Regions from separate parts of the Mus musculus genome. Here all the other regions are linked to region 2. A link is a loop called in an ENCODE intact Hi-C map of the cell type or tissue named here. Cell type or tissue: heart. All regions are shown on one strand. Region 1 holds the start of Ugdh (UDP-glucose dehydrogenase). Region 2 holds the start of Ube2k (ubiquitin-conjugating enzyme E2K). Region 3 has its middle 6.9 kb from the start of 4930480C01Rik. Region 4 holds the start of N4bp2 (NEDD4 binding protein 2). Region 5 overlaps Lias (lipoic acid synthetase). Region 6 overlaps Pds5a (PDS5 cohesin associated factor A).

The links. Hi-C counts contacts between places; a loop is a spot of excess contacts. Peaks named below come from ENCODE experiments on the same cell type or tissue, not always from the same donor. Only the 100,000 strongest peaks of a DNase experiment are listed, where the experiment ranks them.
Region 1: it touches region 2 in a loop (2.5-fold over the local background); 5 of 42 quality-filtered maps call a loop at or near these places.
Region 3: a loop joins it to region 2, with 2.8 times the contacts of the local background. A loop is called at or near these places in 2 of 42 quality-filtered maps.
Region 4: it touches region 2 in a loop (2.6-fold over the local background); 5 of 42 quality-filtered maps call a loop at or near these places.
Region 5: a loop joins it to region 2, with 3.0 times the contacts of the local background. A loop is called at or near these places in 12 of 42 quality-filtered maps.
Region 6: a loop joins it to region 2, with 1.9 times the contacts of the local background. A loop is called at or near these places in 4 of 42 quality-filtered maps.

The regions. Positions count from the first base shown.
Region 1 is chr5:65,433,511-65,438,510 of GRCm38, reverse strand. It overlaps Ugdh (UDP-glucose dehydrogenase), which reads left to right and starts at 2,669. Exons shown (of 12, transcript NM_009466.2): 1 at 2,669-2,887. In heart, a CTCF peak has its summit at 2,531; a DNase peak (open chromatin) is centred at 2,560; H3K4me3 peaks cover 2,791 bases; H3K27ac peaks cover 2,653 bases.
Region 2 is chr5:65,532,955-65,537,954 of GRCm38, reverse strand. It overlaps Ube2k (ubiquitin-conjugating enzyme E2K), which reads right to left and starts at 710. Exons shown (of 7, transcript NM_016786.4): 1 at 409-710. The coding sequence starts at 471. It also overlaps a transcript of Smim14 not described here. In heart, CTCF peaks have their summits at 1,027, 2,196 and 2,398 (motif pointing left); DNase peaks (open chromatin) are centred at 154 and 764; H3K4me3 peaks cover 1,693 bases; H3K27ac peaks cover 1,656 bases.
Region 3 is chr5:65,955,708-65,960,707 of GRCm38, reverse strand. It overlaps a transcript of Chrna9 not described here. Among named protein-coding and RNA genes, the nearest start is that of 4930480C01Rik, 6.9 kb to the right of the region's middle. In heart, CTCF peaks have their summits at 1,900 (motif pointing right) and 4,735 (motif pointing left); a DNase peak (open chromatin) is centred at 4,697; H3K4me3 peaks cover 616 bases; H3K27ac peaks cover 466 bases.
Region 4 is chr5:65,762,018-65,767,017 of GRCm38, reverse strand. N4bp2 (NEDD4 binding protein 2) reads right to left here and starts at 3,497. Exons shown (of 20, transcript NM_001024917.1): 1 at 3,428-3,497. In heart, a CTCF peak has its summit at 2,998; DNase peaks (open chromatin) are centred at 1,907, 2,517 and 3,397; H3K4me3 peaks cover 3,960 bases; H3K27ac peaks cover 3,689 bases.
Region 5 is chr5:65,399,879-65,404,878 of GRCm38, reverse strand. Lias (lipoic acid synthetase) reads right to left here. Exons shown (of 11, transcript NM_024471.5): 7 at 4,904-5,000; 8 at 2,123-2,268; 9 at 641-711. Among named protein-coding and RNA genes, the nearest start is that of Lias, 11 kb to the right of the region's middle. In heart, a CTCF peak has its summit at 3,042 (motif pointing left); a DNase peak (open chromatin) is centred at 3,018.
Region 6 is chr5:65,619,495-65,624,494 of GRCm38, reverse strand. Pds5a (PDS5 cohesin associated factor A) reads left to right here. Exons shown (of 33, transcript NM_001081321.3): 27 at 443-575; 28 at 1,396-1,515; 29 at 3,883-3,945; 30 at 4,730-4,875. Among named protein-coding and RNA genes, the nearest start is that of Pds5a, 76 kb to the left of the region's middle. In heart, no CTCF peak of the experiment used is centred here; no DNase peak of the experiment used is centred here.

The DNA of each region.
Region 1 (5,000 bases), 99 kb after region 2:
ACAAAACCAAAAAAAATCCACAAACAAACAGATCAATCATTTACAAACTGAAATTGCATGTGGGAGATCAACACACAGAACAGATGGAGGCAATGTGAAGGAGAATTCCTGGAAAGAAGCTATTTTTGCAAAAGTTGGTTGATTAGAACATCAGTGGTCTGGGGAGATTGGAATATTGCAGGTCAAGAGCCTAATTACAGTTTATCTTGGGCTATCTTTAGCCTTCTAAATAGCCATTCCTTGCCCATCTGTGTGGTGGACCTAACATCCTATGAGTAACAGCTTGAAAATGCTTGGAATTCATGTAGCTGACCACTAACTGCCCTCTGCCATGCCATATACCAGAGTACACACATGGACATACACATGCACACACACAATTACTGCCTAAAAACTCCAAAACAAACCAAAGCCCTATACATTAAGCCACCCTGTCAGTAACTAAAGGACACTTGTTTATAAAGAGATAAACACAAACAGCCCAAATCCTCACCATCTTGGTATTTGAAAGCATTCTATAACTGTTTACCTACAGGTTATGTGCCTAGGGGACAGAAATAATATGTCTCAGTGTACTGTGAGGGAGAGAATAGCATAACCCACCCCAAATACATATGTACGGATGTATGTATCTTATATGTGTATGTGGACATGAGTACAAGTGCCCTCAAGGACCAGGTGCCTTGAATCCCTTGGAGCTGGAATTACAGGCATACTTTGAAAAGAAACTTTTTTTTTTTTTTTTAAGGCAACTGCTGCCAGGTTTGTAAAATCAGTATTGGAGCCAGGCATGGTGGCGCAAGTCTTTAATCCCAGCACTTGGGAGGCAGAGGCAGGCGGATTTCTGAGTTCGAGGCCAGCCTGGTCTACAAAGTGAGTTTCAGGACAGCCAGGGCTACACAGAGAAACCCTGTCTCGAAAAACAAAAACAACATCAAAGTATGCCTCGTGTCTCTGTGGGTCTCCGGGTCTGGGGTGGTTGTGAGCCTCCTTGAGGCAGGTGCTGGGATCTGAAGAGCAGTCTTCATTATTAACTACTGAGCAGCTATATTTCCAGTCTCAGCACTTGGCTTTTCACTTGCACCCGAGGGACCTGAACATAGACCTCTATGCTTACATAGCAACCGCTTTACCCACTGGGCCTCCTCCTCAGACCTACGGCGTTTGAATGTGCTTCCAACATTTCCTAATTACTTTCCCCCATGAGGTACAGTCAAGCACTTCATAACATCATTTCACGAAGGGCTGACTTCATATAGGGTGGTCCCGGATTATACCGAGTACTGATGTTCCCAGCGAAGTTTGAGTAAGTACATGATGACGTGGCAGAACAAATGTGCCGAACACATTTCTCAGAACATATCACCACCAATGAGGTATTTGTGCCTGGCCTTTTCTCCTTTTTGATTTTTAGGCTTAAGTTGATCTCTAGCAGCAAAAGAAACAGAACAAACCTTCACATTAAAAGTGGGCGTGGCGGTAATCATGATCCCTGGGGGAGGGAGGGCAGAGGGGTCAAGTAAGGGGATCATTGCAAGTAAAAGGCCAGTCTGAACTATATACTGAGTTCCAGATCTGCCACCTCTACACAGAGACCATGTCTCAAAAAACTCCCGTGGGCAGGCTAAATAATTTTGCCTTTTAAAAAAAGTTTATGCATACAGATGTCTGTGTATGTTCGTGCTGGTAGATAGAGCGTGGTCTCCTGGAGCAGGAGTTTTAGGCAGTGTTGAGTCCTCTGATATGGGTCCTGGGGAGTAAACATCTTAGCCCTTTCTCCAGGGGACAGTTTTACTTTCTATGCATTTGTAAGGACTGGGGACAGTTCGGTGGTAGAGTGCTTAGAGTTCAATCTCTAGTAACACACACACACACACACACACACACACACACACACACACACACACACACACACGCAAATTAACACCCACACATATCTACGTTGCATACGCCTTGCTATGCATCATACAGACAACCTCCCTTTTAGAATTTGGCTGGAAAGTTTTCCTGGAAAATACGCCCTCCAGGCGTGGGCGCCCGGGTTCTCTGGCCAAGGACCAACCCGGAGACACTGGTTCAGTCATTATGGAACTCAGCATCGTTTTGACCTGAGGTATCTCCTTCCCAGACCCGGCGCCATCCGGATGGGACGTGACTAAACTCTGGGCAACTGTCTGAAGGGCGCGGCGGACTCAGGGGCTTGAAGAGCTTAGGAGAGCAGGGGAGGCCCTCCATCAGAGTCCAGGGGCCGAGAACGGAGCTCGGGCTCCAGGATAAGGGGAAGAGTCAGAAAGCCGGAAGACCTTTTTCTGTGGGCTCGCTCTCCCCTCCCAGGCCCTATGATCACGGGTGGTTCACTTGGCACGCGCGAACCTTCCTCATGCCAGATTCCAGGGACCCAGAGCGGGGAAGGAGCACAGACAAGGATGACCAACAGGGACCACGACGCCCCTCCCTGCAGCTAGTCAGCCTAGCGGGACCAGCGGCGCACGCAGCCACGCCCAGCGCCGCTCGCTGCGGGCGAGGGCGGAGCCCGTGACTTAGCTGGAGCTGATTCGCCCTGCTCCTCAAGGGGCGTGGTCATACAGTTCGGATCCCGCCCCCTCTGCCGCTCTGGGTCCAGAAGGAAATAGAGGCCTGCCCGGGGGGCCTGGAGCGGAGGGAGGCGGGGCAGCGCGGGGCGGTGGCCGGGTCCAGAGTCCCGGGAGGCTTGGCTGCAGGGGAATGAAGCCTCCGCCTTCCCCGGCAGAAGTATTTAAATACGGCCGCGGGCCGGGGACTCGGGGAGCGGCGGGCGGAGCGGTGGGTAGAGCCTGCGGCTTGGGAGGAAGGCGCTGTCCGAGAGAACGGGATCTGCACGGCCGCTGTGTCCCTGCTTTGGAAGTGGGTAAGCACCGATCCTTTCGGGATGCCCCCTCCTCGCGGCCCAGGTGCGCGCGCGGTCCCGGGTCCGCTCCCCGTTCGCGGCGGGGCTCTCTACTGCACCATCCTGGTCCCCTTTTTCGGGCCCGGCGAGAATCACGTCGTGCGCTTGCAGGAGGTCAGCCGAGCCGAGCTTTTAATTTCGCAACTCGCGCGTCTTCAAGCCAGTTCTTTCCATTTTCCGATTTGAAACCAACGAGATTTTCCCGCCGCTTCAGAAAGCCAAACGCCCTCCCCCCCCCCGCCCCCGAAGGAAAGGGTCCTCTCCGTGGGGCCTAATGGACGCTTCACAGTCCTAAGCTTTGTTGGGGATTAGAGTCTGCTCACCTGGGAGGCTGCTGCTCTCCTCTGGTAGCCCCTAAATGTAGAAAGCAAAGCCCCTTAAAGATGCATCCCTAAGGCATTTATCCTATACTATCCTGGGGGTGTGTGTGGCTCACGCAGTTCATTATTGGCCTCTGGACACATACGCTCGGACGTTATACTTAATGTCAGGGAAGGCCTTTCTTGGGGGCTTCAGAGACCATGTTTTTGTGAGATCTTAAAAATCTTCACGTACTACGCGTAATTGAATAGGGTTGGTTGAGAAAGAGAGGAGGGGCTGGCTGGGAGAGAGTGCATACGTGGGGCACACAGAGGACTAACTGTTCATCCACTCACCTCAAAGGCCAGTCTGGTTTTTTTTTTTTTTTTTTTTTTTCAAATCCCCTAAGAAATGGAGAACAGTAGTCTGGTCTGTTTCTTCTGAGGGGTTCTGGACTTGAAAGAGCTGAGTGTTTCTGCTTGTGAGCTGTGCTTTTTGAGTACTGAGCTAGTCTGAGCTGAATGCTACACAACCCTGGTTTGGAAAATACATCCCGTCCCCTGCCCCCTTCTTTCATCTCTGTATTGCTTTCTCTGCCATAAAATCTCTAGCCACTAGGCATGCTCTATCATTTCTCAAATTTCCACAGCTGTGGATCATTCTCGTTAGACATAAAATTAAGTCTTTCACAATCTTTTTTTTTTGAATCAGGCATCTTTGTAAGTGTGCTTCCAGGAAATGACTGAGGTTGGTGTATCCAGCTGTCTTATCATGTCTGCTGCTTAGTTCTTCAGTAGCTGTGAAGGGGTGGCAGATGGATGCTATTCTATTCAGAGTGCAGTATAGGACATTTGTCGGCTGGTAGTGACATCCTGTAGGTTGAAATGCTTATCTGAATTTATGACACTTTACATGAACAGTATTTTCAGGATGGTGTGGTATGTCGTGGTTCCCGGAATATTTGAGGTGAAGACTCATTTCAGAATGACCTATTCAATAGGCAAACAAGCCCACTTTTCAGTCAACACAGTGAGGGCCAGAGGGTATACAGAAGGAGAAGTAGAATATGGTGAGATGAGCTTACTGGTAAAAACACTTGCCACACAAGCCTTCAGTCAATCCCCAGCACCCACAGTGAAAAGAAAGTCTGGACCCCCAAAAGTGGTCCTCTGACCTCCACCCTTGCCTTGGCCTGCATATCACAAAACAAAACGCGAAAATTAGGAAGAAAACAAACAAACAAAAAACAGAATTAGAAAACATGTATCATAGAAACTGTATTGATAACATTGTATCAAGCTTCATGTTAAAGTTTGGTTTTTTTTTTTTTTTTTTTCTTCGAGACAGGGTTTCTCTTTGTATCCCTGGATGTCCTGGAACTCACTCCATAGACCAGGCTGGCCTGGAACTCAGAAATCCTCCTGCCTCTACCTCCCACTTGCTGGGATTAAAGGTGTGCGCCACCACTGCCTGGCTCATGTTAAAGCTTCCTGAGGATTTTTTTTTTTTTTTGAAACTTCCAAGTAACTTTATTTGCTATGCACTGTGTATCTGTCTCCTTAAGTAATTGCCTTGTATACACTGTACTTTATAAGAAAACTAGCAAGGCCCAGGGTACCAACCCAAAATGAAGACCCAACTCAAGTAGCTGAGTGTGTGGCTCATGCCTATAATCAGTTCCCAGGAGGCTGAGGCAGAAGGATCACCATGAGTTCCTGACCAGCCTTGGCTGCAGACTGAAACCTTAGTGAGAGACAGAAATTGGGTGTGTGTA
Region 2 (5,000 bases):
CTGCGGCCGGGGGATCCAGTTACTACCTTTCCCCTTCCCCCAACCCACTTCCCGGGTTTTCTCGGCCTGCTCCTTCTTCCCCACCGCCTAGTCACACTTCCAGATGTTGCCGCCACCGCCTCGGGGCTCCCTCTAGAGCTCACGTGCCCCCGACGAGTGCTTCGGCATCGGCCCTCCAAACCCCGTTCCTCCCCAGGCCGGCCGGCCGGCCAGCCGCCCGCGAGACCGCCTCTCCCAGGGCCCGGGGAGGGGAGGGAAAGGCGGCGGGAGGAGGAGGGGAGGCCGCCGCTTCCCCAGAGGCAGAGAGGCGGCCGCAGCGAAGCCGGCCAGGGCCCGCCGGGGGTCGCGGAAGGAAGGGGCCCTGCCGCCCGGGGCTGAGATGGGGGCGTCCGGTAGCTCGTTCCTGACCTCCTCGCTCTTCAGCACCTCCTTGAACTCCCGCTTGATTCGCTGCACCGCGATGTTGGCCATGTCTCTGCCCGCAGCTGATTCGTACCCGCCTCCTCCGCCACCGCTACGACCACCGCCACCGCTGCCACCTCTTCCTCCGCCGCCGCCTCCTCCCTCAGCGATTCAGACCCGAGCACACGAACGCTGCCACTGCCACCCTCGCCGTCGCGTTCCTCCTCACTGTAGAATCACCTCCGCGCCCGGCCACCAAAATGGCGCCGGGTCCGCGCATGCGCACCACGCTGACCCGACCGGGCGGCGCAGCCGCTCCAGTGGGAGCCCCATACGTCTCCAGCAGCGAGCCCGCGCCGCGCCGCGCCGCGCGTCTCAGCCGGGGCTTCGGCCGCGTGGCTCCGCCCTGCCGGCGGCTGGGGCCAGGAGGGTGCGGCTTCGCGGCCTGTCCGCGGGGTCTGGGCCTGCCGGGTCCTCCCCTGCCCCTCGGCCTCCTTTACAGAGAGACCTCCAGTCCCTAGGCTGGGACCCGAGGTGGGAGCCCGGCCTGGCGGGTGTCCCCGGCCCTAGCCGGGCCGAGCCCCGCTCTAACTCGGCCAGACCCAGAACCCACGGGCTCGAAGTGCCTCCCTGTGTCTAGCGGAGGAAAAAGCTATGCAGGAACTGGGTCCTGCCCAGCGTCCGTTGGTAAACCCCCGGGAAATCCACTGCCGTAGCTTTTGTTCTGGAACCATGATAAGGCAACTATTATTCGGTCATCTCAGGTATTACAGATGTTTAAGGTTGTGTAATGGTTGTGTCCCACGGCTTGTAATTGATACAGGTGTTGCCAGAAAGAGGCCTGTGATGGGTTTAAAAGCCAGAAGTTACATCTTTGCCCTGTTTAGATAATCAATGCTGAACTGCAGAACTAAGGTGTTTTTCAAACTTGAAAGTGCCTCGGAATCCCTGGAGAGCTGGTTAAGATTGTTAGCACCTATCTCTAGAGTGTGGATGGACCTAAGAATTGGCATTCCTAGCAAGCTCCCTGCTGCCCGTTTTTCAGCGGCCACGCTGTGGGAATGACTGGATTAAGCATGTGAAGAACTGTATTTATTATAGTGACAGTTGAAGAAATAGAAGGCCGAAAGAGCTTTAAACTTACAAAGGTGTTTGGCGCTTGTATTGAGTGAATATAGTTGAGTGGAGAAAAGAGAAACGAGTAAAATTATTTAATTGAGCAATAACGTGGAGAGGCTATTTGAAAGTGGTTAGTAGAGTTTAAAACAATATGGTGTGGGTGCTGAGAGGTACTTTGAAAATAACATTTTGAGCGCCGGGCATGGTGGCGCACGCCTTTAATCCCAGCACTCAGGAGGCAGAGGCAGGCGGATTTCTGAGTTCGAGGCCAGCCTGGTCTCAGAGTGAGTTCCAGGACAGCCAGGGCTATGCAGAAAAACCCTGTCTGGAAAAACCAAAAAAGTAAAAATAAAAAAAAAAGAAAGAAAATAACATTTTGAAATTATGAAGGTGTTATTGTAGGAATATGTTTCATGTATTCACCTAATCGATCAGTTCCGTATTCCATTTTAAGACTAATGCTAGCTGAGTGTGGTGGTACAAGCTTGTAATCCTAGATTGGGAGTCAGAAGCAGGAGGACCATCAGTTCGAGAATCATGTTTCCCTCATCTGTGAGATAAGGAGGTTGTTTAAACTTCTAAGAGTTCAATTTTTCTTTTTTTTTTTCTTTTTATATTTATATTATATGTAAGTGCACTGTAGCTATGTAGCTATCTTCAGACGTCCATAAGAAGGCATCAGATCTTGTTACAGATGGGTGTGAGCCACCATGTGGTTGTTGGGATTTGAACTCAGGACCTTCAGAAGAGCAGTCAGTGCTCTTAACCGCTGAGCCATCTCTCCAGCCCCAGTTCAAAATTTCTGAAACACTCAAAACCTTTCCCTGAGTATACTGACAAATTATAAAAGATCTTCTAGCAGAGCCCCCTAGTGGTGATAAGAGGGGGTTCTACTATATACTGAACACTACAAAGGATTTTTGCCATAATATAAATCTAGAAATGTTGTAGGTATTTGTGCCAATACAACCTAAACACTTTCTATCCCACTCTGCCTAACCTCAGGAGACATAAGGATACTCAGACAGGGGGAACTAGTTATAAAGGTCGGGTGAGTTCTTGGAGAGAAAGAGACTCGATAATATTTTTCTCTGCTGAAGGTTGAACCCAGGGCCTGTGCAAGCCAAGTATGTGAACTGTGACTGACCTAGAGCTCAGCCAAGCTGTATGTGTGTATGCTCTGTGTGTGTTTATGTGCTCTTGTTATACAACCTAGGCTGGCCACAAACTAAAACCTTTTCCGACTCGGCTTCCCCAATGCTCAGACTACAGACAGACTCCTCCACACCAGGCCAAGGCTTGTGAATTTTTTAAATGCAAGTAATTGTTTAACTACAATCCCACTTTTCAAATTTATTCTATTAACATTCTAGAGAACCAAAAGAATGTAACTAGTGATATCTGAATAGCTTCCTGAGTAGTAGTATAACAATTTTTATGTCTTGGTCTTGGCAAAGCACCACAATTTTCAATGTTCGCATTAACAGGTGTGTAAAGAGCCTATTTAAATCTCTGCTCTCTTTGCAACTTATCTGTAAATTAGTAATTCTCAACTGGGTGAGGTGACTTACTCCCTTAACCCCAGCTACTTGGCAAGCTAGGTCAGGGGAGTTTGACGTAGCCTAGAGAAAAACTTATGGTCAGAGAATGAAATCTGTAGTCTGGGTGGAGACCTGACATTCCAGCTAGGCTGGTTCAGTAGCTTTGGCTAAGGGACCACCTTAAGCCCCACTAGAGATAGGCGGAATAATTAGTTCTCTAATGAGATGCTGTACTTTTCCGTCCCAGAAGCCCCACCCCTTGCACAGTAGGAGCTGAGTGGCAGCTGTGCTTCTCAGTTTCCCCACTTTTCCAAGTATTGCTTTTCTTCTTTCTGTCTGCTAAGTATGCGTCTCCTTAACACCTGTGCTCTTTCTCCCAGCACTTTGGGCTTCCTTACTCTTTCTGTAAGGCTTGCCACTGTGTGGGTGCTTATTCTCCATGACCTCGATGTCACCTTAAATGGCTCCCCGCCCTCCTTATCTCCTCCTGATAGATGCTGAAATGTATAGCTTGTCTGTCTTGAGGTTTTTCTTTTCTTTTTGTTTTTGAAACAGAGTCTCAATGTAGCTTTGACAGGCCCAGAGCTCAACAGCCGACGGGCTGGCCTCAAAAAAGATTCTCCTGCCTCTGCCTTCTGAGTGCTTGCATTAAACACACACCTCTTTTTTGGTTGGTTAGTTGGTTGGTTTTAGTTTTGAGTTTTAGGGGATTTTTTTGGTTTTTTGAGAAAGGGTTTTTCTGTGTTTGGTTTGGCTGTCCTGAAACTCACTCTCTAGACCAGGCAGTCTGGCCTTGAACTCAAGAGAGTTCACCTGTCTCTGCCTCCCAGGTTCTAGGAGTAAGGGCAGACCACAGAAGGTGACCCCAATAATATCAAGTCCTTCACTCAAAAAAAAAATTTTTTTTTAATTATTCCCAAAGAAAGAATTGGGGAGTCAATTCTCTACTTTTACCATATGAGTGACAGGGTCATCAGGCTTAGCAGTGTTAGAAATAAGTTCAGGGGTGGACAAAAGAGCCCACTATTCAAACTGAAGAGTCTGAAAAAGGCAAACTTTACCCTTTACCAATAAGATGTCCTCAGAAGCATCAACACATTGAGATAGGAAGTGCATTTGGTAGAGCCTGTGTCTCTTCCCCATTGGCTGGCTGGGGTCCCGATTCACAGTCTTAATTAGAATGAAAGGACTTGGTGCAAAGGAAAAGAATGAAAGGGGTCACTACCCTGGGCCATCAAGTTCCTGCAATACTGCAAGCCTTGGACCTTTGTGTAAAAAGTCAGGAAGGGGATAAAAACACATGAATTCCTAGTTGTAAACACAAGTTGTATAATATTGACTAGAAAAAGGACTCATATTTGGTATTTCTACAGCAACAAGCAACTTTACCCGCTGAATGGTCTCACCAGCCTCTAGAGCTGGTAAACTACTTCCTCTAGCGCCACCTTCAAAAATGTCTATCAATTCATCCATAATGCCATGAAATTATAAACCCATCATTGGGTCAATATATTGATTAACTCAGAGCCCTGATGATCCCACTCAATGATTTGATCCACTACTTGGGTCTTCAAAATATAAATGTTTTCAGGGATTATGCTTCGTGTCCGAGCTATAATAGAAACTGGATAATCTAGGCATAAATTTTTTTGCAACCGACTTTTAGTAAAGGTGCACCTCTCTAGCCCCCACCCCAGCAGTGGTCGTGGGAGGTGTGGGGGAAGTGGACCTGTTAACCACTAGTTATTTGGGGGCGAGCTCAATCTTCTTTAGTAGCAATCCAGTCCCATAGCAAACACCTAACGTGACTCAGCAGCTGCAGTCCAGTCCTCTCAGCAGGCAGACACCAGGCACGAACCAGCAGCTGTAGTCAATCCTGAAGAAACCGCAAGGCTCACCAAACAGCCTGAGGTGAGACGGCTGAAGTGGCAAGCTGCC
Region 3 (5,000 bases), 420 kb before region 2:
GCAGTATCTGATGTCCATGCTTTGCCAGAAGATACACGATGTTCCCCTAAAGTCCCCTAAGGGAATAGTGTTGTGCAGGGTGAGTTCCTCTGGTTTTCCTTCACAGTCTGGGGTCTCTCCTCCCTGTGGGCGGAGAGGCTCTCCACCCTGGGAGCCTTCCAGTCGCCTCATCAGGCTGCAGGAGCCCTTGCAGATCCAATCCTTTCTCACCCACTGGTTCTACTTCCTCTTTTCACAGCAGACTGTGTGGTCACAATTGTATGATAGTTCTCTGTTGCTTTCTATTATCACCTCCCTGAGGACAGTGCAAATGTTGGGTAATTGATAAGGCTGGAGGAGACCCTCCTGCTTGTTCTGAGGACCAGTCTGCTCCACAGGCGTTAATCCATGGGGGGAAAAATAAGGAAACACAAGGGAGCAGTAGGCAAACCAAACTCCCCTGTTATTTTGTGACTAGCTCCCAATCACTCTCTTAACTGCATATTCTCTAATGTGGTGGTGTGAATGAAAATGGCCCCTTCAGACTCATCTATTTGAATGCTTAGTCACTGGGGAGCAGCACTGCTTAGAAGGATTGGGAGGTGTGTCCTTGTTGGGGTGGGTGTGGTCTTGTTGGGGGAAGTATTGGAAGAGGGCGTGGCTTTGAGATTTCAAAAGCCTAAACCAGGGTTAAGAGCACTGTCTGGTCTTCCTAGAGGTCCTGAGTTCAATTCCCAGCACCCACATGGTGGCTCAGAGCCATCTATAATGAGATCTGGTGCCCCCTTCTGGCCTGCAGGCATACATGCAGGCAGAATGCGGTATACATAATTATAAATAAGTAAATCTTGAGAGAGAGAGAGAGAGAGAGAGAGAGAGAGAGAGAGAGAGAGAGAGAGACTAGGCCCCTCACTGCCTACAGGTCCTGATGTAGGCCACTCAGCTATTTCACCATGTCTGTCAGAAGTTTTGTCCATTGTCATTATGTAAGTCAGCCCCAAATAAATGTTTCCCTTTATAAGAGTTGCCACAGTCACGGAGTCTTGCCAGGCTGCACGTCTGCCTCGCTGGGGTGCAGGGAGCGCCAGCAGAGAGCTCAGAGGAGACAAAACAGAGTCTGTAATGGGGGCCCTCAGTCTGTGTTTTCCTGGAGTGGGAAACAGCGGAGCCTGGGGCGATTGCTGTGGTTCCGTCTCCTGTGTACCCGGGGCAGCTGGCGTACCACCCAGAGTTGGGAACGGGGTCCCAGGTCTGCGCTTCCCTTTGCTCGCCAGGCTACATGGGATGCTGAGGCAGGAGGATTAATTGAGGACACAAATTCCAGACCATCGTGGGTAATGAAATGAGTTCCTATCTTGAAAAGAAGGGGGAATGAGAGGGAGAGAAATGACTCTAAAATTATATGCAGAGCTATGTACGGTGGAACACTTGTAATCCCAGCACTTGGGAGGCAGAGGCTGAGAGGCTGCTGAGCGTTGCTGGCTACTCTGTTCAATATAGAACATTCCAGGCCAGCTGGGGGTACAAGCAGACCCCTGAGCAGATGTCGCCATCAGTCTTCATCCACATCATCATCTTTACTCATTACTGAAATTCTCCCTCTTTTGCACTCCTTAGATTTTTACTTCAGGCAAATGCCTCTCTTGTCTCCCCTCCCCCGATCCTGACCCTGATAAGATTTAGTTAGTTCAATATAAACCTGGTTAGTTCACCCAATTCACCTAAAGAACTGTCTTTTTTAAAAAGTTCAGACAGTCTAGGAGTAATCTAAAAGATTCAAAGCCTATTTGTTTTAAATATAGAATGGAGATACTATTAAAAGAATCGGAAGAGATGACAAACAAACAAACCAAAACAAACCAAATTTGAGAAGTAATTCAAATTCATGGTATTCTAACAGAGCCAAGGTACTTCACCTTGCCAGCCACCAGATGTCGCTGTACACTCCCTGCAGATCTCATAAGGGAAATCGCTATTAAGCCTAAGACCTAAGAAACAGCCTAAAAAAATAAAATAAATAAAATAAAATAAAATAAAATAAAACCTGCCACCTAGTCGCTTGAAATAGTATGTCTATAGCAAGCCATCCATTTATCTAGGATTTCTGGCTAATAGTCAAATGTTTACATCAATAAAATCTCTCAATTGATTTAAGCAAAGAAATAGACTGGAGTCTATTTGTCCTAATCAATGTTTTCTAGAACATTCGTGCTTTCTCTTTCCTGCTCCTCAGCCAGATCAATGTCTACAAAAGCACGATTTTGTTAGACCAGAACAGAATGTTCCAGAAGAGCAGCAGAGGAACAATTAGTGTTCCCTGCTTTGGAGGACTGACTGTATCTCACCCACTTCTTTAAGGTGGGATTTAAATGTAGTGTGTGTGTGTGTGTGTGTATTTTATGTGTGTATGGTGTATGTGTGTGGTATATATATATGGTGTGTGTATGTATGGTGTGTGTGTATGTATGGTGTGTGTGTATGTATGGTGTGTGTGTGGTATGTATGTATGTATGTATGTATGTCCACTTTTAGGTCAGTGTGGCTTAGCAGATGCCTCTGAATTGAAATAATCTCTTCAGAAGAGAGAGGAAGACTAAGGAGACTCTGGAGACTGAAAGAATCCTTCAACATGTCTGGTAGAATAGAAACTTGGAAGGCTCTGGAAGGCTCCTTCCCAGGTTTATAAAAGCAGTAAGCAACTGCTGGGGTAGAAGACGCTGAGCATCCAACCAAGCTCCAGAGGGGTTTCTCAGGCCTGTCATGCTGTCTGCAGGCTGTGCAGTGTCCAGGCTCGCCGCCTTTATGGGTCGCCGACCTTGCTGGGATGGAATCTCCAGTGCTCTGCTGCCTTTTCGAGTCATCTCTCTTCCTTAAGAAACCCCTCACCCACACTCCTGTGAACAACCTCGGTAAAAACTCATGGTTTCACTGGATGTTACTCGGTCGTCTCTCATGGTTCCCCTCTGTACCGTGAGTAAACTTATATGTGTGTGTCGGACACGTGGAGGAAACTCACACAACAGTGGGCTCCGGGGATTGAACTCAGTCTCCAGGCTTGTCCAGTTAATGCCTTTACCCACTGAGTCATTCTGTTTCCAGCTCTAGGGTGGGGAAATACTAAGTGAAACATCTGCCTGGTAAAATGTATGACATGCTTCTGCAAAGGGCCGAACACACGTGCTGGGGTAGTTGTGCTGACCCCAAGTGTGATGACAAGTAGGCTCGCCATCATTTCTCTCACACTCTCATCCAGCCTCTACAAGACGCAGCAGCTCACCTAACACTGTCTCCCTGACCTGGCACTTTCTGCATCCATCCTGTAAGCAAGCCCTTCCTCAGTCAACAGCCTTGTGGTTGTTCGGATGAGACTCTTCTCCATAGGCTTGAACACTTTGTCCCCAGTTAGTAGAACTGTGTTGGAGAAGTGTCACCGGAGGGGGGGACTTTGAGGTTTCAAAAGACTCACACCATTCCCAGTGTCTATCTCTGTCTTCCTTGTGTATGTGGATCAAGATGTGAGTTCTCAGCTGCTGCTCTGATACCATGCCTGCTGCCACGCTCCCCGCCATGATGGTCATGAACTAGATCTACCACCTTCTGGAATCATGAGGCCCAGTTAAATGCTTTCTTCTAGAAGTTGCCTTGGTCATGGTGTCTTTTCACAGCAATAGAAAAGTAACTAAGACAACCCTTCCTTGCAAGGGCTCTTGGGAAATGGTAACAGCAGTGTTCCTTCTGTTTCTTCTCCAGTTTGCCGGAGCCAGTGTCTCTTCATGCTTTCAAAATCGCTGTTCCCAAAGTGAACCACTGGTCCTGGCCATAGAATACTTGCTAGGGCTTCATAAGCCTACAAAGAGAACCTGACAGAAACTATCCTTGCATAGCGGTTTCTCTGGGTTTCCATGGCAGTAAAGTCTCTTCTGTTTTTTTTTTTTTTTTTTTTTTTTTTTTTTTTTTTTCCCTGTCTCTTCTGGGTCTTTATGATCTTTTGATGTTGGGTTTCTCAGGATTGAGTCCCAGGCCCTCCTCTCAAAGTGCGCTCATAGAAACTCTTAGCAGTTATGAGGGGACACGCAGACAGAGGGAAGAGCATAAGAACAAACTCCAAGGTGACAGATCACTGGCATGATTTTTCAACCCTTGATGGTAGCACTTTAAAAACTAATTTTATACCATTATTTCTACAATTATGATAGGTGGTATCTTCTCTCAGCCTTTTATGATGTCTCATTCATTTAAGGTTCAATGTGCACATGTTGCTATTTTAGCTAAATAGAATGTGAGGCTTCTCCTCACATTTCGCCTAAGGGTAAATTAATTTTTAAAAAAATCTTAAATTTCACTTTCCTACTTATACGTGTACTGTGTATGTGAAAAAAAAATACTGCTTCAAGGAAAACAATTGCTTAATAAATGAATGAGAAAGCCCTGTTGGTCTTGTAGCAGACACGTCATTTCCTGTCAATTCAAATTTAAGTTCCTTTTTCCCAGAATGCACTTCCCCAGACTCTGATGCTGACTTTTGGGGGGTTGGGGGGGGGGTTGCTGTTTTCCACCATAATCTTTCTACCGCTGTGAAGTTTCCAGAGTTACAGCAGCTGCAGGAAGCAGGTGTGTAGAGTTGTAGCACGTCCACACCACAGGGCAGGGGTGGGGCATCTCTTCCTGTGAGCCCATAAAAGCAGTAGTGGGGAGTTCCGTGAAAAGTCAGCGCTGATGCTGATGACGTCACTGCTCGGGCCCTCTGCTGCCCTCTGCAGGACAGGAACTCTCAGGACTAAGAAGGGTTGGGATGCGTGCTGTTTCCTTGAAGGAACAATCAAGAGAGGGACCCGAGGGGACATATACCCCTATAATTGAGCCTCAATATAAACCATGCTGTTTGCCCATCGTGAAATCTGTAGGCTGGTAAGCAAAACGAAAGCCCTCTAAAAAGTGATGCTAAAAACCGTGGTTAAGAGACTCAGAGAAACCTGGTTCAATTCTCGAAACAGTAACATTCGCCTGGGTCAGCTTACTTG
Region 4 (5,000 bases), 230 kb before region 2:
ACAGCAACAGTGTGCTCACATACATAAAGAGAGGGGGCGGGGAGGTAAATTTGTATCATAAAAGTATAGGTTTCGGGCTGGTGAGATGGCTCAGTGGGTAAAAGCACCCGACTGCTCTTCCAAAGGTCAGGAGTTCAAATCCCAGCAACCACATGGTGGCTCACAACCATCCGTAATGAGATCTGACTCCCTCTTCTGGAGTGTCTGAGGACAGCTACAGTGTACTTGCATATAATAAATAAATAAATAAATAAATCTTTAAAAAAAATTAAAGCAAGCTTTAAAAAAAAAAAAAAAAAAAGTATAGGTTTCCCTGAACCCTCATGTATACTTCGCTTGGGTGACTTTTAGCAATTTGAATATTTTTTATCTGTAAAGCAAAGGTGAAACAGTGAGCGCAAATTTCAGAGTGAGGCAGATTAAACACAAGGAATGCTAAGTCCTTAAGACAGGCTGGGCATCAGTAAGTGTGTGATTTGATTACCATAAAGATGAATAAAAATAATGTATTAATCTGCAAGGGGGAGTATAAGAAAACTTCAATCTCAACTCCTACATAAACTACTCTAAAGGGAACTTAAGAGATATATGTTGAGACTCACTGCTCAGCCTGACAGTTGGCTCTGCCTCAAACTTACATGATTCTACATAGGAAAAGCTAAAGGGAAGGCCGAGAAGATAGGCAGGCACTTACTTTCTAAAATTCTAGCTGATTAATAAACAGTTCTGCCGGGCATGATGGCGCACGCCTTTAATCCCAGCACTCGGGAGGCAGAGGCTGGGGGATTTCTGAGTTCGAGGCCAGCCTGGTCTACAGAGTGAGTTCTAGGAGAGCAGGGCTACATAGAGAAACCCTGTCTCGAAAAACCAAAAATAAATAAATAAATAAAAAGTAAACGGTTCTGCTGGGTATAGTTAATCATACCTTTAAAACACTTGAGAAGCAGGAGCAGGTGGATATTTGAGTTGAGGCCAACCAGGAATATATATGGAGAACATACCTCAAAAAAATAAAAAATAAAAATAAAAAAGTTTCCTCTGCATATCAAAAGACTCAGAGAAACAGGATTAAATCATGGCATTTTAAAAGAAAAATTTCTTTTTTAAAACACACCTACGTTGATAGGAGTTAGCCTCTAATTGTGTATAAGATAAATGCCTTTACCATGACTTAAGCCGGTTTTCCTATTACGTTCAGTACTGCCACTTGACAGCGACTAAAGCCAACAGGTGAACAGAAAGCTCTGAGAGTACAGTACACTGATCTGCAGGAAACAGGGGTCTGTTACTGCTTTCCAGGTTGAGTTTGTTGTTGCTGCTGCTGCTGCTGTTTTGGTTTGTTTTCCTCATTAACTAAATCGCTGTCTCTCTGCAGAAGAGCAGCAGCCATTTCTTTCTAATTCTTCCCAATACCTCCACCATGTAGCACACACACACCCCCATCTCCGCAGAACATTTAAATAATACGTTGGCATAGTAACTGAAAATTGACTGACCTTTAACCAAAACAAAACAAAACAAAAATCGGCTGAAAGAAAACTGAACCACACTTATCAACACACAAAAACGCATTGTTATGTTTCGTAAAAATTATTTTTGTGAAAACTGAACCACTGGAGTTCGAACGAGTTGCATCTGAGAGCTAATTTGAAGGCCAACCGTAGAAGTGATTTTTTTTTTTAAGGAAAGAAAAGGCGAATGGTGCTATCGAAGGGTACTGTATTAAAAAGAAATAAATTAACTGGGGGCGGAGAGGCAGCTGCAAATCAGTCATTGTTTTCTGAAAGGCCAGGTTATCTCCGGGATTTTTTTTCCCCCCCTCGGAGGCTCAACCAATCCCCACCTTTTCTGAGTTAACCAGTCTCCAGGCAAGCCGCGCTTCTTGATTGGCTCGGAGACACCGAGTAGAAAAAGCAGCCAATCCTTCGCAAGCCAGACCTGTGCTATGGAGACGTTACAACCACTGCATGGCAAGAGTGTGTACAAACCTGTCGGTACAGCAAGGCCACCTCCCACTCCTAAAGACATGTGCGGAAGGATTCCCTAAAGCCAGCGGGCCCTGCCTCCGATCTGGCTGGCATCGAGTTAAAAAAAAAATTCTTCCCGCTCTCTTTTTGGGGCAGGAATAAAGAAAGTGTTGTAACCAAAAGCGCGAGCGGGATAAACTGCCCCGCGGTCTGACTCCGTCTCTCGAAGCCCGGTTTTCGGAGAGCGAGAGGGAAAGTTACGGATGGGAAGGGGTGAGGGTCGCGGGCGCACCCGCCCGGAGGGAGGCCAGCCTGCCGGTGTGGAGTGAGCTTGCGAGCGAGCGTGCGTGCGTGTGGTTTGGAAGTGAGTAAATAAACAGCTCTACGGGCACTACCAGCCCGGGCAGGCGGCCCAAGTTCCCACAAGGCTCGGCCTGGGAAAACGGCGGGGCGCTCGCAGGGGCGCGAGGTCAAGTCGGGGCGGGAAGGCACCCGGAGAATCCGGGGGCGGGAGGGGTGTGTCGGGGCCTGGAGGCCCGCCAGGCGCTGGAGGAGCTGCCGGGGAAGCTGCCGCGGCGCCCGCCTTCGCTCGGCCTCGGGCCCCGCGCCAGGGCCCGCCTCCCGCGACGCCTCACTCCCCTTCCGCCCGCCCGCCCGCCCGGCCCGTGCCTGCCCGGGGTTGCCGCGTCTCTCGCTCGCCGCCCGCCTCGGGCCCTCCTCCTCTGGGACTCCGCGCTCCCGGGATCCCCTCCCGCTCTTTTCCTCCCCGAGTCCCGCCGCCCGCCTCGCCAACCTCCGCCTTTACCTGCTGCGGGAGCGGGGCGTCGAAGCCCCCGGGCCGTGTCGTCGAGTAAGCGCCGCGGGTCCGCAACCCTTTCCCGCCGCCGCCAGCCACTACGCTCTCCGGCGCGGCGCGGCGCGGCGCGGGGCTGGCGAGCAGCTGTGTCCGCGGGGCGGGGGTGGGGGAGACGCAGCGAGCGTGCGGAGCGAGGACACACTGCCGCTCTCCGTCCGACCGGGGAAGAGCAGCCGCGCAGGAGCCCGCCGCGAGAGGGCGGGTGGGCGGCCGCGTGGGGAGGGGTCTCGCGGCCGCCGCAATGGCTGCCACGTAGCCAGGTGGATCTCCGCCCCCGCCCCGGGGCCGCGACCTCTGCTGCTCCGCACACCCCCCACCCACCCACCCCGGGCTCTCCAGGATGCGTCGGCCCGCGCCCGCCACGGCGCCGGCCCGGAGACCCGAGCCCACCGGTGCTGGCGCCTCGCTGGCTCCGTTACGAGAAGTGAGTCCCGGGCCTGGCGGGAGGCGCAGCCCGGGACCCGCGGGGCCCCCCGAGGCTCTCCCGGAAGCTTGCGGCCCGCCGCTGTCCCCCGAGGGCTCCGGGGAAAGGCAGGCGCTGGGACCCCCCCTACTGCTGCCCGTGTAAGCGCCCCGGTGAGCCGCGGCCGGGTCTAACCCTCACCTCTCTCCCGAGCCCGAAAAGCAAAACAAGGTCGTTCTGGCCCTGGGCAGCGAGGGAGGAACTAGGAGCTGGGGCGGGCGGGACTGCAGCTGCGAGGTCGGCGGGGCGAGGCGATGGGCCCCGCGCTGTCCCCCACGGGGGCCCGCTCACTCGGGGCGGACGGGCGGCGGCGCCCCGCGGGAACAAAGGGCCCCGCGGCCCCAGCAACCGGGACGGAGGCTGCCGGGATCCAGCCCGCGCCGCCAACGTGCGGTCGGAACCCGCTGGCCTGAGCCCAAAAGAGCTGCGGCCTTTGCCAGTGTGGAGCTGGAGTTTTCAGGTGCCAAGAAAAAGCAACAGTGTTCCCTTTCCCTGTTAACGATCCTGGATGATTAGCCCGTCCCCTAAGCCCGCTCCATGTTTTTCCTTGTTGGACTCTGACTTCCTTGCTTAATTTGTTCTGTCCTGACATGAAACGATCAGAGTACAAAAGTGTGTGTCTCTCTCTAGCCTTCTGATTAATGATGCTACTGGTCGTTTCGGAGTTTTTAGTTTTGTTCTTTTTGTTTTTGTGTCTGTTTTCTCCTGGACTTTCCTCTCTCTTTGCAATTACTTTGTATTTTTCACTGCCCCCCCCCCCCGTAGTAAAATAACCTCTTGATATTCATCCACATCAGAGAGACAGATTATCTGTCAATTGTTATGGCAATTATTTAAACTGAATGTAGATTTGGAAAGAATACAAGTGAAAAAAATCCCTTTAGATCTGGCTTGAACATTCTCACACTCAATGAGCAAATGGTCTAGTGGGGTTTTTTCTAGAAACTGGTGTATTTAAGCAAAGAAACTAGTGTACTTAAGCAAATAAATGTTCTAATGAAATCTCCCACACAGAAAAGAATATGAATGGATGTGTTTTTTATTTTCTTTGTCTTTTTAGAGATCTCTTGAGTTTCAGTGTTTAAAAATATATACTATACAAACATCTTTATTAAGGCTTATTCTAAATATGGTAAACAAAAGAAATTTAATAGTCTACAATCCCGAGCGTAAGTAGCTACTGCTGAGAACCTAACATTAATCTGTTTCTAAGCAGCTATTAGGAGCCTAATAACTGTAATATATGCCACTTTTGAAATGAAAGAAACTTAGTAATTATAGACTTCAAACAAACCTAGCAAATTTATATTAATTTTGTTCATCTGAAATATGTTCAACGTGATAATAAAAACTTGTATTTAAGTTCTTGAATTTCTTTTGAACATCTGTTAAGGATTTATCACATCTTAAGTCCAAATAATAAAAGGGGGGAATTCTTAAACATTAGAAAATATATTTCAAGGGACAGCACCACCCAATCTGAATTACTTTTGCTTACTATGTCAAAAGAAAAGTATCAAACCCATAAAATTCTCACAGATGTAAAGAACAAAGCCATCTTTACCAGTGTGCACAATGCCAGGCTTGCTTTATGAATACTTCCAAGGACTCCTCTTTCCTTATTGGCTCACATTCTAAGCCAATAGGAAAAGTACAACACATCTTTCAAAGGAGGAGACAGCATTGGAATAAATGGATTGTTTATCACATTCAT
Region 5 (5,000 bases), 130 kb after region 2:
AGCCCCAGGAATCTACCTGTTTTCGTCTCCCCTGTGCTGGGAGTATAAGCATACTCCACCATTCCTGACTTAAGGGGGAAAAAGTGTGTTCTGGGACCTGACCTCAGTCTGCAAGCACGTTAATGTCACTCCAAGACCTCGTATAAGTTGCCTGAGGAGAGACCAACTCAGCTTGTATGTTATGTTTAGCACTAATCCTGGCATATTTTACTTTTCTTTGTTTGGCAGTATAGGGGTTGACCCTGGGCCTCACACATGCTAGGCTCTACCACGGAACCACAGCCCGAGCTCACTACAGCACACGATACTACTCCACACAATAGTCTCCAGTAAATAAACGCTCCATCATAGAAACAGAAAACTGCCTTCCTTCTCTTAAGTCAGCTTTGTCTCTCAGGCAACTGTAACCAAGTCACAGGACCACCAAATGCAGGAAGTACTATCTCCCACCTCTCAACTCTCGGACAGTTTGTGTAACAGTAAGTACCAGCGTTGCTGCTCTATGCAGCAATAAGACGGAAACTTCTACAAACACACAGACATTATCCTACAAAGCTAATGGTTTCTAATTTCTACCTGTGGACAATAAAGACTTACTTCAAATTACTAAGAAAATATTTGGCAACTCAGACATTTGTACCTTAAGGTGGCGCTTCGTTGGCTGCATGTACTGCCCTAGAGTTAAACAGTCCACGTCGGCCGCACGGAGAGCTGAAAGGGGAAAAAGCAAAGCTTCCACTTAGCAGGCGTTCAGTTACAATTACAGGTGTACTGTAAGGGGGACTTGCATGCTGTGGGTTGTCACAGTTATAGGCAATACAAGATGGGAGAAACCCATTCATTCAAAAACATCGAGCCATGGATTCCAATGAGAATTGGAAACACAGCAATGATTACCACAGGAGTGTGAAACTGGGAGACAGGGAAAATATAAGGCTGGACCTGGTGGCGCAAGAGGTTCAGAGGGGGGAAAAAAAAAACAGATAAGTGCATTTAATGGTATCAAATAAAAGCTAAAATAGGAGGAGAGGATTTGGAGCAGGAAGTCTGTTAGGCATAAAAGGCGAAGGGAGAGGACTCTTGAGAAGCCACGGCCAAGCCTGACAATCCTTTACTGTCTCTCTTAATCCCCATACTTAAGCCTTCATTCAAATATTTTTTTCTTTTTCTTTTTCTTTTCTTTTTTATTGATGGCTGGAGAGACAGCCATGGTTGCTAGGAACTGAACTCTTATTTTCTTGGCTGTGAGCCTAGCCTTTTTTCCAGGGGGTGGGGGATTCTTTTTGTTTATTTGTTTTGGTTTTTCGAGACAGGGTTACTCTGTGTAGCCCTGGCTGTCCTGGAACTCACTTTGTAGACCAGGCTGGCCTCGAACTCAGAAATCCGCCTGCCTCTGCCTCTCGAGTGCTGGGATTAAAGGTGTGCGCCACCACGCCCGGCGTGAGCCTAGCCTTAACAGCTGAGCCATCTCATGAGCCCTAAAGTGTTTTCTTAACAACTCCAACTCTACCTGAATGGAAAGAAAAGGCAAAGGAACTACGGTTCTGGGGCAAAAGCATTTATCTGAGCCAAACATGCTGTACTAGGACTTTCCTCGGTGAGCAGGATGTGTTCTCAGAGTGTGGCTTAGCCTCTGGCATACCAGAGTCCTTCTCTGTTGGTTGTACTTGGTAGGCAAGTGCCTACCTCTAAGCTATAGCCATGGCTTCAGCATCTTCCTTACCCACCAATGCCTGGTACCTAACTGCCTCTCAAACCATCTGGAGGCAGAAAGAGAAGAGCGGATGAAATCCTGTTTTCACTGAACAGGTGAAGATGAAGAGGGCTAAATGCACACATTCCATGACCTAGGAAGGCTCCCTTCCCGCACATATTGCCGTTTGTGCCCATGTCCTTTCTGGTTCTGAACATGGAGGCAAGGGTGCTCCCACCGCCTGCACCTGCAGCAGGTGGACATGCAGGCAGCGGTGCTCCTACTGGCCTGCACCTGCAGCAGGTGCTCTGTTCTCAGGGCCATCGGCACTGATGACCATGGAGGAGGCATAAGCTAACAGTCTCTTTAGAATGGAGCTCCTGCTACCACTCAGGGAAATGGGGAGGGTTTTGTTTTCAGCTTCTTTACCTTTCAGTGTGGCATAGACTTGCTCGTCTGTCTCACCAAGGCCCAGCATTATCGATGTTTTGGAAACAACATCAGGCTGGACCTCCTTGGCATGTCTCAGTACACGAAGAGACTGGTCAAAATTGGCCCGGGGATCACGAACTTTCCTGGAAAACAGGGTGGCTCTCAGTGACAAAACAAGTTCAACCAACTGCACTGTTGTGCAAGCAGCTGGAAGCTCAGAAAGCACATTCTAGAAGAAGCTGCTTAGCCTTTCACAGGGTGCCTCAGACCATCAGAAACGCCAGTGTTTACATGACTATTCATAACAGTAGCAAAACCACACTGTGTGACAGCCACAAAGACTATAGTATAGCCAGTGGTCCCCACAACACGAGGGACTGTATTAAAGGGTCTCAGCATTAGGGAGGTTGAGAGCCACTGCTCTAGAGTATACGGTTCACTGAGCATATGTGTTAGTGGTACATCTGTGCACAAAGTTTATTAACATGGAAAAGAAAACCGCTCTTCCCCGGGCTTCCTGGGTCTGTCAACTCTTTAGGCCTCCCAAGTCTTGAGACAGCGAAAACCAGACTAGAAATCACTTGGTTGCCGGGCGTGGTGGCGCACGCCTTTAATCCCAGCACTTGGGAGGCAGAGACAGGAGAATGTCTGAGTTCCAGGCCAGCCTGGTCTACAAAGTGAGTTCCAGGACAGCCAGGGCTATACAGAGAAACCCTGTCTCGAAAAGAAAAAAAAAAATCACTTGGTTTATACATTGAGAAATTAGAATTCTGAAACTCAAAATTATAATGACCTCTAGCAAGAAAAGAAACCTGGCAGAAGACAAGACAAACCTCCAAGGAGGGAACATCCACTTTGAAACTTTTATGAGCATGTCTTTCCTGCAGGTTGGCCTGCCCTCTACTGGCAAGTAATAGCACTGCAGGCTCAGAGGAAAAGCATTCTGGGATTTTCACTGGCTGGATAAGGTTTCTAAGTGAAACCAGGGAGACTGGCACCCACTGCTGGCGATATGGCCACAGGGTTGGAACAGGCTGGGTGCTACCCTTCAACAGTGGCCAAAGCACTATGGCTTAAATGAGAAGAAAGGCAACGGGCTGGCAGAAACTCAGGTAAGATCAGCACTTGGCTGAATTCTAATGCAGCCTTGTGTGCTGGATTTTTGTTTGTTTGTTTTAATTTAAATAAAAGGCAGAGGTTTGAAGAGATGGGTCAGTAGTTCAGAAAACTGGCTGCTATTCCAGAGGATTCAGGTTCAAGTTCCAGTACCACAAGGGGCTAACAACTAGTCCCAGGGGACTGACATCATCCTCTGGCCTCTGGCTTCCAGAGGCTCTGCATGTGCACAATACACAGGCAACACACCCATATACAAGGAAAAAGCCAACAACCAATAAGCTGTCTTTGACTTGTACATAGATGTCTGTGTCCTTGCACACATGCACACATTCACACATACAAATGCAAGTTAAAACACAGCAATTTAAAAATGTTATAAAACTGACAGTATAGAAAACTGATACTTTCTGAGACAGTAATGCTATCCATGTTGTTGGCCTTGAACTTGCAACCCTCTCCCCTCAACCTCATGACTTGTACATGGGTGTACATGTGTGCTGGGCTAGGATGGCAGCGGGGTGCACTTAGCAAGATACCGTGTGTGTGTGTGTGTGTGTGTGTGTGTGTGTGTGTGTGTGTGTGTGTATGCGCGCGTGCATGTGTGCAAACACTCACAATGGTACCTGTGGACACCAAGGACAGCTTTGCTGAAATTAGTTCTCTTCCACCACGTGGGCTCCAGGGATTGAACTCATGTCATCTGGCTCACCAACACACAGCTCACCCACTGAGTCCTTTAGTCAGCCCAGAATCATTTCTGACAAAATATTTCTCCTCTGGATTAACGCTGTGCTCTGGAATGCTTACAATCCAGGAGTAATGTGCTTGGTACCATTCACTGTAACTTCTTGTAGATTTGAGACACAGAACAGTGAAGAGTAGCTAATTAAATCACAGCCAAATCCACAATAAAGTTAAAGGAAAATATTAATCTGTCTGCAGCTAAAATACTCTTAATTTTTCTGAAATCTGAATATACTCTTTATGTAGAATAACAGTTCTTCATAATTCCTAACAACTAAGATTAATAGGAAGACTAGAGCATACTAGTGTTTTGTGTGCATGTATGTGGGGGGGGTGATTGTTTTGGGGTTTGTTTTGAGACAGGCATGTATGTAGCTGTCTGGCCTTGAATTGTAGGATAGGCTGGCCTTAAACTCAAGAAACCCACCTGCTTCTGCCTCCTGTGTGCTGGGATTAAAGGCGTACAGTATCACTCTGGGCTTTTTTTTAAAGAAAAGGTATATATAGCCCAGGCTGGTTCCCAAACTTTTGATCTCCTGCCTCAGTCTTCTAAGCTCTGGGATAATAGGGCAGTGTCACCGACAGCTACCCTGTCTACTTTTTAGAAGATTTAACACAGTGATTTTTCTGTTATATCATTTTCCATTTCATAAGTATTCTGTGGGGGAAAAACACAATTCAATGCACGTGCAGTGATGCTGCCTTCAGAGATGCCCGGAACTCTGCACAAGCACGTGTGCTCTTAGTTCCTGAGCAATCTCTCTAGCCCTTGGCCACTCACTCTTGGCAGCATTCCTGATTTTCTACTAATTTGTGAAGCAAGAACTGAATGAAAGGAGCAGAAGAAGCGGGGACAGGAAGGAGCAGCTGTGAGGTGGGAGGTCACAGCACTGGGACCCACTGACGGGCAGTCACCTCTGTAACTCGGGGACAGTCTCCACATTGTGTGCATACACATCTAATCCAGACAGAGCCACCTTCTCCACTGCTCTCAGATCACCTCGGAAGTCTG
Region 6 (5,000 bases), 87 kb before region 2:
TTAGGTGTGTACCATCATGCCTGGCTTGTGAGAAGAAACTTAAGGCTTTCTGCCTAGGCCCTCACATAATTTTACCAAATTCATTCTACCCTTCCAGAGGTGAAAAGCAGGTGCTCTTATATGTAAATCATTCTGGGAACTGGACAAAAACCAAGCAGCTTTATTTTAAATATTTTTTGACTTTTTCCTCTTGAGCCAGATATAGTATACCTGTAATCCTAACACTCAGTGAAAGATGAGTTCGAACTACACAATGAGCCAGCTTGTGTTACAAGAGACCATATCTTTAAAAAAAATACTTAAAATTGATACCATTAATAAAATTGTATATTACTGTTTTGATATTCCTTTATGCTGACAGCCAAACTTTTCATTGAAGACTTAATCCATTGAGAAAAAAAAATCATCTTCATTTATCCTTTTTAATGTATTTTCTACTTAGGTGCCTGTGGTTTATGCTTGAAGTCTTAATGACAAAGAATGAAAACAACAGCCATGCATTCATGAAAAAGATGGCAGAGAATATCAAGCTAACCAGAGACGCCCAGTCTCCCGATGAATCCAAGACAAATGAAGTAAGGCAATGGATACATAGGGAATACACCAACCCGCGCTTTTCCTCCACAAGTATATCATAGTTTAAATTACAGTGTTTATTAGAATATATTCATGCAACTTAATTTTTTTCAGGGTTTGTTGTTGTTGTTTTGTTTTTGTATGTGTGTGTGTCTATGAGTGGTTTGCATGTGTGAATGTGTGCCAAGTGTGTGCCTGGTGCCCATAGAGGTCAGTAGAGGGGCTGGATACCCTGGAAATGGAATTATGGCTGGTTGTGAGTTACCATGTTGGTGTAGGTAACTAAACTCACAATATCTACTGAAGAAACAAGTGCTGTTAAGCCTTATCTCCATCCCTGATTTTGAATCTCTTTCTAATGCCTATACTGGCAAAATTTCATTTTTTGGAAAACTTTTAACATTCTAGAAAGGCATTAGGAGTTAAGACAGGAAGACAGCCAGGCATGGTGGCGCACGCCTTTAATCCCAGCACTGGGGAGGCAGAGGCAGGCCGATTTCTGAGTTCGAGGCCAGCCTGGTCTACAAAGTGAGCTCCAGGACGGCCAGAGCTATAAAGACTGTCTCGAAAAACCAAAAAAAAAAAAAAAAAAAGACAGGAAGACAAATACTGATAAAACATATGGCACTTTGTGGTAGAAACTTCTTTCTAGGGAGCGAAAATGGATACTTTTAGTTTACTTTGACTGGGAATCTAAGAATGCTGAGCAGAGATGGAATGTTAACAGACAAGCATTCATTTGCATTTTACAACTTCAGATTATGCCTGTGATGGGATTGGAACTTTGATTGCTGTGTAATTTTTTTTCTCACTCTTTAGAAACTTTATACGGTTTGTGACGTGGCTCTGTGTGTTATAAATAGTAAAAGTGCTTTGTGCAATGCAGACTCACCAAAGGACCCAGTCCTCCCAATGAAGTTCTTTACACAGCCTGAAAAGGTAATTTCCCTCACATAATTTCTCTGTCATAGTAAAAGTGATTTAAATTTCAGTTAGTACTGGTGACGAATATTGGATAGTTTTAAGGTCAGAGTAAAAAAAAAAAAAAAAGCCTCTAAACTTATTGAGGAATGGAAGACAGGTTAACTTTCTGTTATTGTTCTGATGTTAATTCTGCATATTAGATTTTAAAATTTATCCTTTTTTTATTAAAAAATAAATACTACTTGTGGTGTTTGTTTGTTTGTAATTGTGTTTGTGTGTTCTGCCAATTACACCCTGGACCTTGTATGTGCTGGGCAAGAAGCTTGAGCCTGAGCTCCTTTGTGCAGTGCTCTCAGGCCAGGCGTGCTGTGCTGTGCTGCACAGTGGGGTGGCAGCACTCAGAGGCCAGAGGATGGGTGGGTGGGCAGATGGAAGGGAAGAAATGATGTTAGGGTATTTGTAGTTCTCACTTGAATCTATTAAATAAATGTTAGTTAATGAACAATTTGAGTCAGCCCTCCTTCCCCCATGTGGGTTTCAGGAATCAGACTCAAGATGAAGACCTCTAACAAACAACCCCACCTACTGAGCCATCTTGTCTGCCCAGTTTTTCTTTCATTATATGCCGCTTTCTTACTTGTTTTCTAACATATTGCTTTTCATCTAGTAAGGTCAAACACTAGGGCACCAGGCTTACATAGGTTATTTTAAAAAGCAAAGTAAGTAAAATTGGACATTCAGAATTTTTAATGTTTATTTTATTTTATTTTATTTTGTAAAATGGGCATGGTGGCAAACACTTTTAGTCCTTGCTTTCACTAAGGAGCTCAGGCTAAATATACATAACAAGATCCTCAAGAACAAAGCACAGAGAGAAAAACAGAATATAGCTCAACTCTTGGTACATTTAAGCCACTTGTTCAGGACTCTAACTCAACAACTATGGGCAGATACATTTTCTTATACCTTGCTAAATAAGGAAGCTGTCATGCAAGTGTACAATGTAGTTTATATAATTTTTTAAATGACATTAGTAAACCAGTCCACTGCACCCTACTGCCCACCTGTTTTTCCCTAGATTAGGTCTTGTTGTATTGCCAAGGGTGATCTTGTCTCCTGATGGCGAGTGATCTTACTGCTTCAGCCTCCCAAGTGGTGGTGTATTGGTATTGGTGCGGATATTCGTGACACTATTGTACTTTATTTGTCATGCCCAGAGTATTTAGTGAGGAGAATGGAGAATCATCGGATGTTTTGTATGGTGGTGCACAGCTTTAATCCCAACACTGGGGTCAGGAAGACTGGCCTAGTCTACCTATCTAGTTCCAAGTCCACCAGGGTTCCTTCTTACTCCTACCCCCTAAAAGCTTAGATTTTTGACATAATTCAGCAAGACATCAGTATTCACAGTTGAATGAACTTGTTTATTAACTAATTGGTATCACTAGTGTCAAGGAATGTTTGTTGTTGTAGTTGTGGTGAGTTTGTCTTTTACATAGATATCCAAGTTATAAAGAATAAGTATCTGCTTTTTGACACACGGTCATTGGAGCTCAGGAGCCTCACAGAGGAGAGCCTCTGCCTCTGCCTCCCAGCACTAGGAATATAAGCACACATCACTACTTATCTCAAAATATTGTTACTTAAAATGGCAGGCACTCAGTTTTCCAATTCCTATAATTGAAATGGATTATGAAATTGTTTAATGAATAAACATTCTGTGCCTAGAACAAGCCTGGCATGGTGTGGCAGAAGGATCTGAAATCCTACAGCTGATTTTCAGGAGACTGCCTGAAAAATATAAATTTAAGGTGTCAGTGAATAAATATTGTTGATTTTATCAGCTGAAAAGTAGATTTTATAATATATTAGAGGGTGGTAATTGTACTTTGGACAATATGAAAAACTAGGAATGAAGTTTATTTAAGTGATTTCTCAGGCACAATAAACGCATGGTGCACTTAACACAGGTGGAGGCAAAATACTCATATACATAAAAATAAAATAGGTGTTGCTGGTTTGGAGGCCCATTCCTTTATTCCCAGCACATTGAAGGCACAACAGTGAGTTTGAGGCCTATCTGATCTACATAGTCAATTCCAGGACAGCCAGGGCTATAGAAAAAAACCATGTCTCAAAACGAATAAACTAATGAATTAAAAATGTGAAAAGTCAAGGATATCATGTCTCCAGAAAGTTCTTGCCAAGGCTGTGCAGTTCTCTGTATAGAAGTTGCACCATGGAGTGGAAAGCACACCTCCTGCCTTTGTCTAGTCTCAGCAGTGTGTGAGCAGAGTGCATGGCCGTGCAGCGCCGAGCTGGAGACACTGAGATGATAACACTGCTCCCTTTGCTTGGCTTTGTTCTTTTTTTTTTTAATAGGACTTCTGTAATGACAAAAGCTATATTTCAGAAGAGACAAGAGTTCTTCTGTTAACAGGAAAGGTACTGTATACGTAATTGCTTGGGGTTTTTGTTTAATGTGTGTTCTTTCTGCTTTCTGCCCCAGGGTTGTGGGGATGCATTGTGTGTTGGTATTCTCAGATCTTTTCTGCAATTAACCACTGTTCAGAATTGCCACTTAATCTTAAAGTAGTGAGAAGCTCAAATTTATTTAAAATTCATCTAGGGCAGATTTTCATAAGTAATAGAAGTAGATGAGAATGACAAACAAGCCAGGCGTTGGTGACTCATGAATTTAATCCCAGCACTCAGGAAGGTAGATTTATCTCTGTCAGTCTGGTCTACAGAGTCAGCGAGGGCTACATGGAGAGACTCAGGGAAGGAGAATAAAGAGATTAATATGAAAGGCTAAAATGATAGGAAGATTGTATTTCATAAAAGTAAGGTGATATAAAAGTATATATTCAGTAGTCTACTAAGTTAAGTGTGTCATTAATTTCTATGTTTTGGAGGTATATTTTGTTTCAATTAAGAAATAACAGATAAAAAAAGAGATAGCAGTATTGCCTTAAGTAAAGTTAATGGATTTGCTTTTGCTTTTATTAAAAGAACCATAGTTTGTTTGTTTTTTCCAGAATTATCACTTCAGATAACACTCCAACAGAACAACTTAACACATCTTAGCTCTCTAAAATTTTTCATATTCCTTTCCCTTAGGTGTGAAATAACAAGTGTGTGGTTTTTCTTTTCTTTTCTTTTCTTTTCTTTTCTTTTCTTTTCTTTTCTTTTCTCTTTCTTTTTTTTTTTTTTTTTTTTTTTTCCTCAGCCAAAGCCTACTGGAGTATTAGGTACAGTGAACAAGCCTTTATCAGCAACGGGAAGGAAGCCTTATGTTAGAAGCGCCGGCACAGAGACTGGAAGCAATATTAACGCCAATTCAGAGCTGAGTCCTTCAGCCGGAAGTCGTTCAAGGCAATTTATTTTTCTCTGAATACATCTTGTTTTCTTGCTCACTGCTTGCTTGGCTTAACATTTTAACTTATTTTCAAGGCACTGGATCATAGAATGGACTTATGTAAAAAAGTATTATAATATTC